Regions from separate parts of the Mus musculus genome. Here region 2 is linked to region 1. Evidence: chromatin loops called from intact Hi-C (ENCODE). Cell type or tissue: left cerebral cortex. All regions are shown on one strand. Links, peaks and the distances in the headings refer to the core of each region. The heading gives the core; the rest is flanking DNA.

Region 1 (8,335 bases), core at 59-8,058:
AGTGTTTGAGATATCTCGGGGGTCCTCCTACAGGGTTGCCCTTCTCCTCAGCTTCTTTCAGCTTTTCCCTAATTCAACCACAAGGGTCAGATGCGTCTGTCCATTGGTTGGGTACAAATATCTGCATCTGATTCTTTCAGCTGCTTGTTGGGTCTTTCAGAGGGCAGCCATGCTAGGTCCCTTTTTGTGAGTGTTCCATAGCCTCAGTAATAGTGTCAGGCCTTACTCTTCCACAGTTATTTCTCTGTTATGACCAGCTAGCAGCCAAGGGCCCAGAGGGTCTGGGCTACTGGAGCTTTTAATCATTATGACAATTTTGCCGCTTTATGGGGGCATTCCTAACTGACACGGCAGTTGGCAAGTTCTGATGATCACTGGGTGCCCTTCAGTGCCCACCCAAGTCCTTCCTCTCCAGACACACACACACACACACACAATCTTACAGATGGATAGATAAAAGGTCTCACTATATACACCAAGCTGGCTTCAAATTGACAAGCCTCCTGTTTCAGCCTTCCAAATGCTGGGACTGCAGGCATGCACCACTACATTTAGGTACAATTGTTACCAGAGTTTTCAGGGTGAATGCTCAAACCCTAGCAGGCCCAACAAACTAGTCACAGCCATTATCCTCCTGAAGTGTCAACTCAAGAGAGAAAACAGTCAAAACCAGAGACAGGAGATTTATTCAGTATAGCCACACCAGGAAAGAGGAACAAATACAGGGGTCGGGTGACCTCACAAGTCTGTCTTCAGGGTCCTGACAAGAAGTTTATATTTTCAGCAGAGAGCAACAGGCAACTATGCAATTCCAGGCAAGGTGTGGTCCTGCCCACTGTTGACCCACAAATTGTCTGGGCTCCCTACAAGGTGGTCTGACAAGTTGTGGCCACTCTGTGAACCCTCTTCTTTCCTCCTCTGGCTGGCAACAGGCCTCAGACCTTCCTGTCTCTACAATGTCTCTTCTTCTGCCAGGGCAGTTACAAAATCTTCCGCTTTTTAAAAGGTGGCCAACTAGTTCAAAAATTGGGGACACACTGTTCAAGCCAAACAAAACCTGCCTGAAGGCTAGTTTCAGCCTCTTCCATGGCAGTTGGCAAGTTCTGATGATCACTGGGTGCCCTTCAGTGCCCACCCGAGCCCTTCCTCTCCAGCCATATTTGCTTCCCTGTTCTGGTTGCCAGGGATGTCAGAAAAGAACACTGCTTAGCAACCTCCTCCTACAATCCTCTCACATCTTAGTTTTCTTTTCCAAAGACATACATTTGTTGAGGACCTACTATATATGCACTTGAGGACCTACTATGTGTGCACTTGGTGCTTTATGTCTTCAGTGTCATGTAAATGTTAATAATAACTATGGTGAGTCCAGGTATTGTGGCTCACACCTTTCAAAATCCCAGTGCTCAGGAGGCAGAGGTAGAGGCATGGGGGTGGATCTCTTGTGAGTTTGAGGCCAGCCTAATCTACATAGTGAGTTTCAGACCAATCAGTTAACATAGTTGAGACCCTGTCTTAAGAAAAACCAACATCTATCTGGGGTGGTGGTGGTGCATGCCTTTAATCGTAGCACTCAAGAGGCAGAAGCAGGCTGATCTCCAAGTTTGAGACCAGCCTGGTCTACAGAGAGAGTTCCAGGACAGCCAGGGCTCTGCAGGAGAAGCCCCCTCTTGAAAAACCAAAGATGAAAAGAAAGAAAGAAAGAAAGAAAGAAAGAAAGAAAGAAAGAAAGAAAGAAAGAAAGAAAGAAAGAAAGAATAGCACCATTGTCTTTATAGGAATCTTCATTATGGTAGTTAGATAGTAGTATCATCTCAGCTTTAAAGACAAAGAAACTAGAGCTCAAAGCAGTTGAGTAACTTTGCTGCTGTTGTGCAATCACTAGGTGACATAGGCTGGGCTCAGTTTGCCTTACCACCCTGCCTTCACTTCCAATCTTTGCAGAGGCTTTATCTTTCTTCCTAATCTTAACCTGTCTGTTTTCCCATATTCTGAACATAGTTCTCTCTCCTGAAGACTAAACTGTCTTCAAGCATGAGTTCATCAAAGCAAGGACCAACGGTGGCTGGGGGAAGTCTCAGACACCCAGGTTTGTTTCCCCACACTCAAGCTTGTCAAATATGTGGCCTCCCATTTGGTGTGGACAATGTGGTCCACATCAGTGAACTGTGCTGTATTTTTGAAGCTGATTCCGATTCAGTTGTGGTGAGTGCTCTCATTATGTGGTGTTTCCCTTGTTTGTTTGCATTGAGCCGGATGATTGTGCTGTTAGGTTTTGTCACTACAGAATCTCTTGCATTAGTCCCCACTGAATTAGTCCCCTGGTTTCCACAGGACCTCCCTCGGACCCGTCCAACTGGAAGTTGTTCCTACCTCGTGTGGACTTGGCCCCCTTACAACCTAATTTCCAAGTCACATTGGGATTGGATAAACGGTTTCCACCCTCCCCAAAGGTCCCAACTGGTGCCCTCTCTTCACTGCACTGGAAACCCCACTTATGCCTCCTGGGAGATGATGGGGGCAAGTGAAGAGAAGCAGTCTTGGTTCCCCTAGTTTGGGGTTATTGGCAAACCTGGCAGTACCTTGGGTGTCTGCACAGTGGCTTAGGCTGGAAGCTCTCTTAGGCCAGTCCCAAAGCTAATCTGGTCCCAGGAGGGTGTCAGAGGACCTTGGACCTCTTCTCCAATCAGAGGCATCTCTGGTCTTGGCAGACCCTTTGGCAGGCTGTCCTTTGACTAAGTCTAGCCCTTTGGGATATCCCATTGTTTGAGTACTAAGGAATCCCAAGCCGGTTGCTAGGCAAGTCACTCAAACAATGTAGTGTGACAGTTCCCCAGTCCACCCCCGGGGCCTCCCCAAGCCACAAGGGTGTGGTTTGAAGTCTGGGTACATTCTGTACCCTAGTCCCGGGGCGGGTTTGTGGTTGCTGGTGCTGTGCAGTGGAGCTCCGCCCATGCCTTTCCTCTCGAGCCACAAAAACAAGCTTAGGCACTGCGAACTGGGAGGAATTGAAACAGACCTTGTTACTGTACAGCTGGCACCTAAGGCTGAAAGGTGGAGCCACACCTCCCCCCTCCCCCAAGGTGTTCCTTGAGTCAAAGGTCAAGTGTGCCAAAAGCTCCCAGGTGTTGGCTCTTTCCCTCCCTTCTCCTGCTTTCTTGCACGACTCCGACTCCCTGAGATACAGGGTGTGGCTCAAGGGCGAGGGTGCCAGGCTGCCATTGTCCCACAAGTTCCCAAACACGATTTCCCTTTCTGGGCCGGTTTTCAGTTTCTCCACGTTCCTCGGCTAGGTTTCTGGCCTGCATGCTTCCACAGTTATTTCCCTGTTATGACCTACTGGAGCTTTTAATCATTATGACGATTTTGCCGCTTTATGGGGGCATTCCTAGCTAACATATTTCACACTGTGGTTGGCACTTCACATTATCTTTTATAAACTGCACAATTCTTAGATTCAAAAAAGACATTCATTTTATGCGTGTGGGTGATGTGCCTGTATGAGTGTATATGTACTGTGTGTATGCCTATTACCCATGGAGGCTAGGAGAGGGTCCTAAGGATGCAGGGGCCCTTACATCCCCTAGAATTGGAGTTATCTTTGGTTGTAAACTACCATGCAGGTGCTGGGAATTGAACCAGGGTCCTCTGAAAGAGCAACAAACGTGCTGAACTGCTGAGCCATCTGCTCAGCCCTTAGATTTTTTTTTTCTTATTTGAAACAGGGTCTTATGGAGCCTGGACTAAGCCACAAAACCCCTGTGTATTTAATAACCCTGACCTGATCCTCCTCCCAAGTCCTGGGATTGCAGGCGCGCACCCCCATACCCAATTTATGTGGTGCTATAGAGTGAATGCAGAACGTGTTGTATGCTAGGCAAACACTCGGCCAACTGAGCTACGTTTGCAGCTTCTAGTGTTTGATTTGTTTGGTTTTTGTTTCTCTTGAGATAAGGTCTTACCTATTCCATACTGACCTTGAACTCACTATGTAGCTCAAAATGACTTTGAAATTCTGATCCTCCTGCCTCTACCTACCAAGTGCTGGGATTATTTCTTCACACCACCATGTCCAGTTTAGATTGTGTAGGGACTGAACCCTGCACTTTGTGCATCCTAGGGAAACTACCAACCGAGTCACACCCATAGCCCTTCTTTTAGATTTGTGACTCCAAATTGTGCTGTGTAGAATTTTGCTATGTAGCCCATTCTAACTCCTGGCAATCCTTCTGCCTGGCCTCCTGACCACTGTGATTGTGGGCTGGGGTCATGGGCCAGCTTATAAAACAATTTTGAGATAGCAGGAATTTTGAATTCCTCCGACGGGAACTGTTATTAACCCCATTTTGCAGACAAGGAAACAGAGAGATAGAGGAATACAGAATCCAAGACCATTCACTCAAAATCCCTATGTATTTAATAACCCTGGCCCGATTCTCCTCCCAAGTAGACTTCTGCCTCCTATGGTAGAATCAGGATTTGAACGTGTCTGCTGCTCAAGTACACGACCTTTTCTTCAGTTCTGGACTGCCTTCCTCCTCCCTTCAGGCCAACCTCTTTGCAGTGTTCAGTGGGGGAATACAAGGCCTCAGAGAGAAGAGCACTCACTAGAGAGAAGCTAGAAGTAAATTTGCTTTTTTACAGGGATTCCCCAGGACTCCCTGGGAGCTTGGCCACGCCCAACAATTTTAGCTCAACTGACTAGCTTTACTAAGTTGCAGGCACAGGGCACACAGTGAGGGGGTGGGGTAAGGAAGAGGTTGGGGGCGGGGGAGCGCTCACGGTTCCGGAGCTCTCTTGCGCCCTCTTCAGGTAATTTCTGCTTATTGCCGTTTTTAGCCAAGTCACAAGTTTCTTGCCATCTAATGGTGTCATCTAATGGCTGTCCTGGAATTTGCTATGTAGACCAGGCTGGCCTTGAATTCAAAGCATTAGAGAGATCTTGCCTCTGCTTCCTGAGAGCAGGGATTAAGAATATGCACCACGCCGAGCAGTGGTGGCGCACGCCTTTGATCCCAGCACTTGGGAGGCAGAGGCGGGTGGATTTCTGAGTTCGAAGCCAGTCTGGTCTACAGAGTGAGTTCCAGGACAGCCAGGGCTACACAGAGAAACCCTGTCTCAAAAACAAAACAAAACAAACAAACAAACAAATAAACAAAAAGAATATGCACCACCACCATGGCCAGGTGATGTGCATAGGTTTAAAGGCAAATGCTATGCCAAATTTATAAGACTTGAGCATCCTCAGGTGTAGTCCCACAGTCATGCCACCATTACCACCATCCATCATTAGGATGCATCTTACAAAACTAAAAGTATGTATTCTAAAGAATATTTTCCCATAGCCCTCCCCAGCCCCTGTAACTACTACTGTATGCTCTGTCTCTACGGATTTGACAACTCTAGATATCATGTATTACTGGATTCATGCAGTAGTTTTCCTTTGGTGTCTGGCATATTTTACATAGCATAGTCTGCATGGCTCATTTATGTTGTTCATATGTCAAAACTTCCTTGCTTTTAAAGGCTGAGTGATATGCCATTGCATGGTAATACTGTGTGCAGTTTGCCCTTCCATCTATTATTGGTGACCTTTTTGTCACTCTGAGGCTGTTGTGAAAAGCGCTGGTGTACGAGTCTATGTCCAAGTGTCTGATTTCAATTGTTTCAGGTTTAGCCCTAGGAATGTAATGGCGGAGCCACTGAAACCCCCCTAGAGGCTTGGTCTTCACAGTTTTCTACTTAAACTTGGCCTTACCTTCATTTGTCTGGCAGCACTTCTACACAGAGCGCCTCCCTTTGTCCTATCCTTTCACTTTCCATTGCCAGTGATCCCCAGAATCAACCAGCCAGGGAGTATTTCCGGGCTTCACCATTCATGTTTCTGCTGTGTGTATTCTGGTCACATCCTCTCCCCTGGAAGATGGTGTCATACCTGGTTGCTGTCGTTGTTGGTTCTCCAATGGGAGACAGTGTGCTGCAATCATGGGGCACATGAACTCTAGCTAAACTATCAGGACACGCCCCCCATCCCCACCCCAGTCCCTGGATCCTGCTTCCCTTTTTGTGTATGGCCAGGCAAGTCCACATGATTTGGTCAGGACTCAGTTTCTCCGTTGGTAAAATGAGAATGATAATCAAGGCACCTAGCCTAAGCAGCTGTGAGGACTAAATGACAAGCATGGGGACATCAGTGAAGGGTCTGGTGCAGAACAAACTGTAAAGAAATGGGAACGGATATCTATCTATCTGTAAGTTCTGCTTGATGTCTGACGAAACTCATGAAGGTGATCCCAGCAGCCATTTCAGTAGCTGTTCCAGGGGGAACTGAGGTTGAATATGTGACCTTATTTCTCTACTGCCCACCCTAGTACTGATGGCCTTCCTAGGACAACTCCTCTCCCACCGGGGAGCGAAACAGTTTGGTGAAGCTAGTGTAAACAGAACAAAGAACATATAGACTTTGGTCTGCTCCCGCGTGCAGCCAGTACACTGCAGTACAATATAGTTGCATTCCATAACTTGGTGGTACTGTTGGGTTCCCATTAAGGGCCAAACTTGACTCTAGAAAGCTGCCTGCAGCAGCTGGCTCTGAGAAACCTCCCTTTCCACTCAGGAACCTGTCACAGAGGGGGTACATTGTTTATGCTAGGAAACAAGAAACTAGACACAGCGTATTTCGTGCTTATCTTTACAGATAGCCATATCTAGTTCGTGTGTCCTGTTGGTTACAATGCCATATTAATAGTGTCTATTAATAGTGTCAAGACCATCTTGCTTCAGTCTTACTGGGCTATTCTCCAAGCATTGATTGGGCACCTGTTACGAACTAGGCTCTGTGAGACACAGAGATAAGCAAAATAAGATGGCTGCCCTTGAGGCATCCAGATGAAGATAATGAGATAGTCTGCAGGCTCCACCCCCACCCCCACTTCCACCCCCATTCCCCAGTGCCCACAAATCCTCCTGGAGGAGTCAAGGAAGACTTTCAAGGCTTGTTTTGGCTTTTATGGTCATGATATGGGACTGAAGGCTTGACAGGGAGGGAACAGGAAGTTTATGGACTAAAGGCTAAAACTGGTGTCGGAGGAGCTTGGTTAAGGGAGACGCTGGGGGATGGCTGCAGCTGCCGCCTAGGGAGAGCAGTGAGGTGGTTTAGCAGACACCATGCAGCCAAGAAGGGAGGCCCAGAGCACCAGAGAAAGATCCTTGTTATTGTTTCCTCTGTTTTGTAAGAGTTTGAAACAGGTCTTGCAGTTTTTCAGCTGTGTTTCCGCCCCCGCCCCCCCAGCTCTCCAGCTCAACAGAGCTGCCTCTGGGGAGCTCCTCTAGTAGCTGCTGGTAGTGAGAATGGAGGAAGGGGCAAGCAGAGGGCAAGGGAGAGCACAAAGAAGGCTGCAGGAGCTTCAGCTTGTTTTGTCTGTGTCTATAAATTTGGTCTTTTGAAAACCTAAAACTTGGATTGTTTAAAACACCCTGTCTTTACATAGGTTTGAGAATGAAATATTCTGTTGGGGCTATAGCTAAATAGTAGAGCACATGCCTCCTATTCCTGAGGCTCTGGGGTCAGTCTCCAGTACTGCAAAATGCAACACAATAAAACACAATGAAAATACACAGAAAATGACTGCGGGAGGCAACGGGTGCACACTAAAGGATTTGGAGTGGGGGAGTTGACATTATTTTGTGCATATGACTGACACATGAAGATTAGACAGAGACCGAGGAGTTAGCTCAGCATTTAAGAGTACCTGTTGCTCTCAAAGAGGACCTAGGTTTGACTCCTAGGACCCACATGTTGACTCGCAATGGGTTGTAACTCTCCAGTTCCAGGAGGATCTGACATCTTCTTCCGACCATTGCCAGCAGCAGGTACCCACACGGTACCCAGCGATACATACATGCAGGCAAAACACTCATCTGTGTAAGATAAGAAAACAAATCTAAATTTACAAATTCAAAACCTCAGTTTTAAAACAGAAGGATGTAGAAAAATCAACTGGAAGTCTAGGAAAAAGAAGATGGGGGCTTAGGTAGAAAAGCTGCTACCATGCTGTGAACTGACAGGAACGGGACAATGCTTATATTTGATTTCTGAGACAGAGTCCCACCATGTATCCTGGAGTAGTTTTGAGCTCTCTATGTAGCACAGAGTAGCCCTGACTTTGGGACAATCCAAGAAGATTGTCCCTCAGCTTTCTCAGCATTGCTAGGATTATAAGCATTAGCTACCACATCCGGTTGGAGTAGAATTGGCAGGATTTGGACATGGAGTGGATCCTCTAAGTGGGAGATGCCAAGGATATTTCTAGATTTCTGACTTGGGACATTTGGT
Region 2 (8,335 bases), core at 202-8,201, 430 kb before region 1:
AATTAATGAAAGAAATAGGCCATGAATTTGAAAGAGAACGGGGAAGCATATATGGGAGGATTTGGTGGAAGAAAGGGAAGGGGAAAATGTTGTAATTATAATCTCACACAACTCAAAAGAAGTTTAAAAGGAAGAGGGAAGGGAGAGCAGGTAAATGAGCAACCAAATTCTGACTTCCCTGCGCCCTATGTACTTCTGCTTTTGTAGGTCTCCTGTTATAGTAAAATATTCACAATTGTGTCTATGATTGTGTTGGTATAAAAGTAAACATGTTAATATTACATCCTAAAACATTGTCTCTGACCTAAAAGGACTTTTTGTGATGAGTAAATTAGTTGATATCCGTACTTAGAACAGAGTCCAGCACACAGGGCTCAATAAACAGGCACCATCGTGCTTAAGGTACAAACAGTGAGAACAAGCAGATAGTTAACCTTGATAGGTCATGCTGAAAGGGGCACTTAGGGGGAGGTTAGCGGAAGCTCCATCCCAGGAATGCTTGCATTCAGGTTAAGACAACAATGGAGATGTGGCTGGAAGTCAAAAGGGGCTTACTCAAGTTCTGTGCTGGAATTTAAATTCTTCTGCTGCTTGGATTTAACTTTGTTCCTGGCAAAGTACACCACACAGATGATAACAGCAGCTCCTATCAGGGCACCGACCAAAGCTCCGATGATGATCCCAACTTCTGGATCTGGAGGGCACAGATAGATAGTAGGGAAATCAGAGCACATCTCCTTCTGACATGCATGCATTTGAGACTGGTGAGAACTACCTGGAAGATTCACAGAGCAAGAAAGTGACAGGCAGAGGTAGAGGTTAAAGAAATCCCCAGAATTCTGCTACTTAGGTTCCTGGTGATGGAAGAAGGGGCTGTGTAGTTTCACGTTGACATGTGTACAAGGGAAGAAAGCCATGGCCACTTGGCAGGCAGGTTTGTTTTTAGAGCAGTATTTAGGGAACAAAGTTTCCAGTGTACCATTTATGTGACCAGAGATATGTCATGGCAATCTGGTAACCAGAAACATGGTCTGTTACGGGAAAGAACATTGAAATAATCAGCGTTTCCAGGGCTAAGCGAAATCGAAGAGCTTCCCTAAAAAGCTTCTCTACACACTCCTTGCTCCTGAAGAGGCTGCCTGGGAAATGCTATGCCATCTGGATAAACAAGCCTCTGCTTTACTACATCAGTCTATGGAAAAGTTTAATGAGTATGAGACAATCCAGCTGAGCACCAGACCTTCAAGCCCAGAGGTGTTGTCCCTGACAGAACATGTCTGGTTCACAGACCAGACCATCCCTGTCGATTTCCCCTTAAGTAAGGGGCAGCAGTTTATATTTTGGAATGAAGAATAAAGTTTGTATTAAAAGTCCTTCAACTTCTTATAAATAAAGGAATCCATGTAGCCAGTCACAGCAGTGCAAGCTTGTGATCCTAGCACTCAAAAGACTGAGGCAGGAAAATCCTGAGTTCGAAACCAGCCTGGGCTATACACATAGAAAGACCTGTCTCAGAAATGCTAAGTGGAACAGCTATGTCACCAGCGCTCAGGGAACACTGCAGAAGAGGGGGTGGGAAGAGTGTTAAGAGACAGGATGGGGAGCTAAGGAGCAAAAAGATGTCTTCCAGATGTGACATAGCTACTGCACTCATGAACTCCCTGCAGCTGTGGTTATCTGCACAATAATCAAACAAGACTGAGCCCTTTACATTTCATCATGGGTGAATGAAAGACCCATGAGGCTCAACCCTTCCCTGGGAAACTACTGACAATCAGCAGTTGTTGGAGGAAAGAATGTCATTTGACTTCAGTGGCATACCCACTGATAAACTGAGGTTGCTCACGTAAATCATCTTCCACCAATGCTTAGGCAAGACACTCTAATTAAACTCAATAGGCCGCACACCTAAAGAAGACATCAAGGGAGAAGAGGGACGTGTTGGGAAAATGAATTCTAGTGGGAGAGAGAGGCGGTGAGAGAGGGGCACAGGGATGTGTGAAATTCATTATATAAATGGGTGAAAGTATAAGACAATAAAAATAAAAAAGGAACACACATGAATAATTTTAAATTTTAGATGACTCTAAACTTTTAATAAAACAACATTCTCTTCACCCACTCTGACCACTCTTGATATTTTCCAAAGCTGCTCTTGCCTCCATATTTCTATTATGCTTGCTCTCAGATGGCCTGCCTTTCTCCAACATTCATTATTCCTTTCTGAATTTCTATGCTCTCTTCATCTCCCACTGCATTCTCCTAATACAATTACAGCACAATTTTAATTAAATATTCAATTTATGAAAATTAAATACTGTTCACAACTCGGGAAACACCCGTACTATAATTCTTTGTTGGACAACATTTTAAAATGTCTCCCCCATTTTACAGAAACAATAGCCTTTGTTAGTACCTTTAAGTGCCAGCTCAGCTGCTCCAGATCTGTAGCCCTAAGTGTTCCCTTTTTTTTTTTTTTTTTTTTTTTGGTGTCCTATATATTCTGTGTAGACCTACCCTCTAGCATTTAGTACATAGAGTCTTTGTTTGCCCTCTAACTGAATGATGAGCTCCTTGAGTGAAAGACCTATTTTTTCTTAACCTCAGGCTCTTCATCAATTATGACCATCTATAGTAGATATCTAACAGGTGACTGAGAAGGAAGAGAGGGAAGTGGGCAGAGAAAGGAAAGGAGGCAAGAAGGAAGAGGAAAGGAAAGGAAGGGAGGGAGGGAGGGAGGGAGGGAGGGAGGGAGGGAGGGAGGGAGGGAGGCCAGGCAAATGCTGCAAAGAAGACTAGAGTACTAATCTTAAGTGGCCAAACATCTGCAAGGTGACTCTGGCTGTAGAAGGGCAGACAACAAATTGAGTGAGAAGTACTGAAAGACAACGGGGATGAAAGAGCTGAAAGTGAGAATGGAGGACAGACAACAAGGCTCTAGGAGTTATCAAGTGATCCCAAAGAGGCTTGACAAGACATCCCTCAGAAGGTTTTGTCCCAGAATTTGGCTTAATCTGTCAGTACCAGGGCTTAAGAGCCTGGATATCAGAGAGTAAATGAAGAGGAAGAGAGTTAGAGGCATCTCAGCTGTCATATAACGGGTGAAATAGAAGCTCACCAGAATTCTGATGTGCACTTTCTGATGGTAAAAACACACTGAACATTTTTCTCATACCTTGTTGCCTAGTTGTAATTCTTCTGAGACTTGTCTGTACAAAACATCTACCTATTTATTGATTGGATTATCCCTGGATTTTTTTTAAAGCTCTTCATATATTCTGGGTATCAATCCTCAATGGGCTAAATGGCTGGACAACATTTCTTTCCATTCTCTAGGCTGCACCTTATTTCAGTTCGTTATTTTCTGTACTGTACAAAAGCTTTTAAATTTTATACAAGAGCAAGTTCATTTATCTGTTCTTGCTATTATTTCCTAGGCTGCCGAAATCCTTGTCAGAAAGTGCTGCTTGCGCCTTATCTTCAAGTATTTCCCTGAGTTTTCTAGCAGCTGATCTTAAGCAGGAAGTCTGTAAGCTGTAAATTTGACAAAGATAACCAAAATGTTACATAAGAAAGAACATCCTAGACTGTTAGTAACACCACTGTTTTTATTTATCACACAAGAATGCCTACTTTCTAATGATTGTGATGCTTAAGTGAAGGATTTAGTGAAGATATTATGTAGATACTAGAGACTGGGATGGCCATTCATCATATCACCTTACCACTAAAGCACAGAAATCCCCAGGGAGGCGAGAAAGACTAGAGAGAGCTCCTAGTAAATGTGCTTGACTGACTCAAGGATAAAATACGGAAGCCATATGGTCAACTCACGTGAAGACGTTAAGTCAATTTCACAGGAACTATTGCCAAGACTGTTGATGGCAGTACACTGGTAATAACCTTGTTCAAAATTTGTTAGATTTCCAATAACTAAAACTCCAGTGGCCGTGTCTGTCAAAACCAAGAAACAGATGTTTAAGATCTCTTGTCATCTCAGTTTACATTGCTTAACTCCAACCTCCTTTCTTACATCGGGCCTCTCCTGATGGATAAGATCCAACTAAGTCTCTTGACATACTCTAAAAGTAGCCCAACAACACAGACCCTCCCCACTGACTACCTCTCAGATGAATTCCGCATTCAGAGAAATAGACATGCCACAATCATCATGTTAGGAGACAGGCATCATTTTAAGCACACCGCTAACCCACATACACACAAACACATACACACAGTGACATTAGGGGAAGAAATGTTTGAGCTCTTCAGACGAGCAGCGGACAGCACACACACCCAAACACCAGTCCAATCCAGAAGTTCTGAAAGAAACTACTCACTGAAACTTTCTTTTACTGGCACAATGGTGTTCCCCTCAATCTTATACCAGTAATACAAAGGAGACGGTGTTCCAAAGGCAGAAAGGCAAGACAAGGAAATAGGATGGCCTGCTTCTGGTCTTCCTTGGATGGTACAAAAGGGCTTGGAAGGTTTGACTGTAAGGCAAAGTCAAAGATTAAGATTCCTGCAAGAAAATGACAGTCCGTGACCATTGCAGTCACTTTCTCGCTTTTATGTCACAAACCAACAGAAGGTACATTTATTTATTCTGTTCAGTTTAGTCTTTAAAAAGGGTTTTTGGGGGGGGACAGTTTTCTAATTGTACCACCAGATGGGAGTAGAGCACTTCAGCTGCAAGGGCCATCTAGTCAGGAGCCCATTAAGATTCAAATAGTGTCTCTTCTGTCTGCTGCTTCCCCGGATTTATAACCATGCATTTCCTCATTGTATCCTAAAATATGCCTTTATTAAAACAGCCAAATGTAAGCAAACTCTGAGTAGAAACATAGCTTATGTTTTAAAAGCAGTCTTAACTGAAAACAGAGCCCTTTTGAGAAAATAAATTTTAAAATATTCCATCAACATTACATTCTCTATTCCTTTGTGAGGCACTTTTTCATGTATTCTCCTATAGGTGACCCAAACCTGCTGGGAGGTTTTGAATTTGTCTGTGTTTCTCCTCAGCAGAAGCCCATTTTGCATATGTGCTATACAATGCTGCAATCTTTCTGTCACTCAGCAAGCACTTAGCTATGTGCCTGCTATCTGTCTAGAACTGAACTAGGCATTGAAGATTCTAAGTTGATCACAGTTTTGAAATGGGGTTGAGGATCATGGGAGATGAGGTTACAGAACATTGCGGGCCTGCACCTCTGTATTATATGTGTTTTGCACTGGCAACAGTGAGACCATGGAAGGAGTTTAAGAAAGGTAGGAGTTCTCAGATATTAAGGGTTCCTGAGCCAAGTGAAACGCCATTCAAGAGGTATTAAGAAAATGGAGTCAAGAGGAGCTAGTGGCCAGCCAGTTACAGAGGATGACAAAGAAGGGAAGAGCTATGGTTAGTTCCAGGCTTCTGCCCCTGGGTCCCTGATCAGTGCTTCTGCTGAAGATAAAGAATTCAGGTGGAAGAATAAGTTTTAGAGGAAGGGATGAGAAAGAAGAGTGACACTGCAGGCTGTTTGCTACATGCTGACTTATTTATGTCAGCTATTGATGACAGCACTTGGATCGAGATGTTCTATAGACAGCTGGGAGTCACAATCTTCACATCCTCCTTACTTTGTGTCACTCACTCGGTCCCAAATGAAATGCACAGATAATGATCGTAAATTCTACACATTCCAATTAGCATTCATCCTTTGTTTTATGTTTGGTCAGTTAGTTGGTTGGTTGGTTTGTGGGTCTTTTGAGGCAAGGTCTCATGTAGCCTAAGATCACTTTGCTATGTGGCTGAAGATAAACCTTCAATTCATGATCATCTGGCCTCTACCTCTCAAGTGCTAGAATTGCAGACATATGTCACCATACCTAGCTCTTCTTCCTTATCTTAAATTAGATTATAAAAACTATCCTTCTAACGGTTAGAAGGACTCAAACTTCTGAAATTTACATTTTAAATGCTTCAGACTATTCATGCCTTTTGTTCTCGTTGGACACAGGATCACAGAGCTAGATTCAATACCCACAGTTTATTGTTCAAATTTCTCTGTTCTGATACAGAGGCTATAACATTTGGACCATTTTTTAAAACATATTAAGTCTAGTCATAGTTAAATGATGTGGTTAAATGGCCTACATTAATGCAGGTAAATCAAGTTTTTCCCATCTCAGAAAGCCAACTCTGCAACTTTACATGATAGATATTTGGGCAAGTTGCTTAATTGAAACTAAACCTCAGTTTGACTCATCTATAAAATATAAATAAGAAGCAGTCTAAGTTCTAGCTAGTGAAGTGAAATACCATAAACAGGTACTTGTACATGGAATTGGTGATGGCTGTGGATTAGACTAATTTTTGCTATTGAAATCAATCTTTTATAAGCTTCTGGTCTGGTAAGTTGTCTCAGACTTAAACCCTTGTTACACACAAAGAAGACAGATGTGTATAAACACAACTCTTCACACTGCTTCACTAGTCTTTGAAAACTACTCTTTTAGAATATTTTCTATTTATATTTCATTCTTCTCTTCCATAACAATGGCTTTCTGAGATAAGAAAAATTTGATTTACCTTAACCTAGGCCATTTAACCCTATCGTTCAACTATGATGAGGCTTAGTGTCTTAAAAAAATAGCCCCTGTATTAGAGCAAAGCAATCTGAACAATAAAATGTGGGTATTTCAACATTAAAAAGCCAGGCACTAGGACTAAATTATAGACAGCAACCTAGAATAACTGGCACTTGTTCATTGATCCCAAATTCAAACCCAGTTTAGGCCTCTTCTTTTCTCCTTCTATCTCTCTCTTTTTATTATTAACAAAACACTAGGTGACTCATTTTGAGACAAGTTGTAAACCTATATATCTTCTAAAACTACTGAATCAGAATTGAGCTGACATTTCATCCAGTTAAAGTCCCCCAAAGAGCTAGAATGTTTTATTGACAAAGCCATTGATCTACCCTTTGGCTTTATTGCTTTCATCAGAATTGGGATGGAAGGAAAAGGTTCATCTCAAAAGAAAAATGAAAGTGCTTCCATGTGTTCACAAAGCTCCTCTAAATTAATAATTTTCACGTGGCAAACTGCAGAATGGAGATGGTGTTCATCCCAAATGTACACATAATAATTATTCTGAGTTGATCTGGGAATTTTTCAGAGATTGATTTTCCAAAGTTGTCATAACTAATGGAAATCTCTTAAAGGAATGACCATCCACCAAACCACCTGCTTCTTTGTTCATGTCTGCTTTCTTTATGTGAATTGTAACCTGCCACTCCAGCCTGTGCTCTGCTGGACACACTCTTGTGTCCTTCCTAGGCCAGCACAAAAGTCTCTTCCTCTGATAAGCCTTCTCTAGCTCCCCTTCTGAAGTTACTCCCCACCCCACCCCTGTGCCACCACAGCTCTCCCTTCAAAACACCCATTGAAAGCTTTTTTGCAATCTGTCTCTTTCACTGGATTGGATTTCTGGAGGACGGCGACCCTATCTTTGACATCTTACTATTTCCATTGCTTAGAACAATAACTGAAACATGTTCTCAGGCTTTTAGAAATTCATGAATGCAAAGTAAATACACAGAATTTATAGCCATGTTGGGCAAGAAATGTCCCTCAAAGATGCATTGCTACACTATACCTACTGTCACAGCTGTTTACCAATGAACATATATACATTATGGGTATAGTCTAACATTTTGCATAACATACACAAGGGTGTAGTGTAACATTTAGAAAGGAGACCACAAATGGCACTATTAGGTGACAAGAAGGGATGGAATGCAGGCAATCTCCAAATCTCTCACATGAATCTCTAAAGAGAATATAAAGCTAACTACTTTCCTAGGTTCAACTCTCCTAGATATTTTTCTTTTTTGTACCAAATCAAGTTCATAATAATATAAATGACAGTGATAGGAGAAAGGCCTAAGCAAAGCCCCCTGGGTTTAGCATGGTCATTCTAACTTGAGTTTTCACTGGGCTTGGGCCTGGGCAAGTGTTTGTATGAATGGTTACCATAATCTACATATGTGGCACTTCTATTTGTGAGTTCATTATAATAAAGAGGTTTTTTTTTAATGTAGTGCTATAAAGAGCCATCTTCAATGGAGTATCATTAATTCTCCTGCCCAGCTGGTCTCTCTGACTCACCCATCTCTACTTCACCCAGGCCCAGTCAGGGTGTTGTTCATATGCAATGGGATTTGAGAACTGCAAACCAATTTTGAAATTTTAGAGATAATTTACTATCACTACTTCTGGAAGGTTGAAAATCATAGGATAATTTTTATTAATAAATATACAATATTTTACTGTTTTTAGATAAGGAAAT

What was found. A loop is a pair of places that touch in the nucleus more often than their neighbours do. Peaks named below come from ENCODE experiments on the same cell type or tissue, not always from the same donor. Only the 100,000 strongest peaks of a DNase experiment are listed, where the experiment ranks them.
Region 2: it touches region 1 in a loop (2.7-fold over the local background); 7 of 42 quality-filtered maps call a loop at or near these places.

What each region holds. Positions count from the first base shown.
Region 1 is chrX:140,500,530-140,508,864 of GRCm38, reverse strand. No RefSeq gene overlaps it. Among named protein-coding and RNA genes, the nearest start is that of Gm39538, 30 kb to the left of the region's middle. In left cerebral cortex, for the core only: a CTCF peak has its summit at 4,816 (motif pointing left); DNase peaks (open chromatin) are centred at 1,028, 2,909 and 4,763.
Region 2 is chrX:140,928,626-140,936,960 of GRCm38, reverse strand. It overlaps Vsig1 (V-set and immunoglobulin domain containing 1), which reads right to left. Exons shown (of 8, transcript NM_001359143.1): 5 at 4,341-4,496; 6 at 3,835-3,954; 7 at 556-694. Among named protein-coding and RNA genes, the nearest start is that of Psmd10, 24 kb to the left of the region's middle. In left cerebral cortex, for the core only: a CTCF peak has its summit at 4,668 (motif pointing right); DNase peaks (open chromatin) are centred at 858 and 4,676.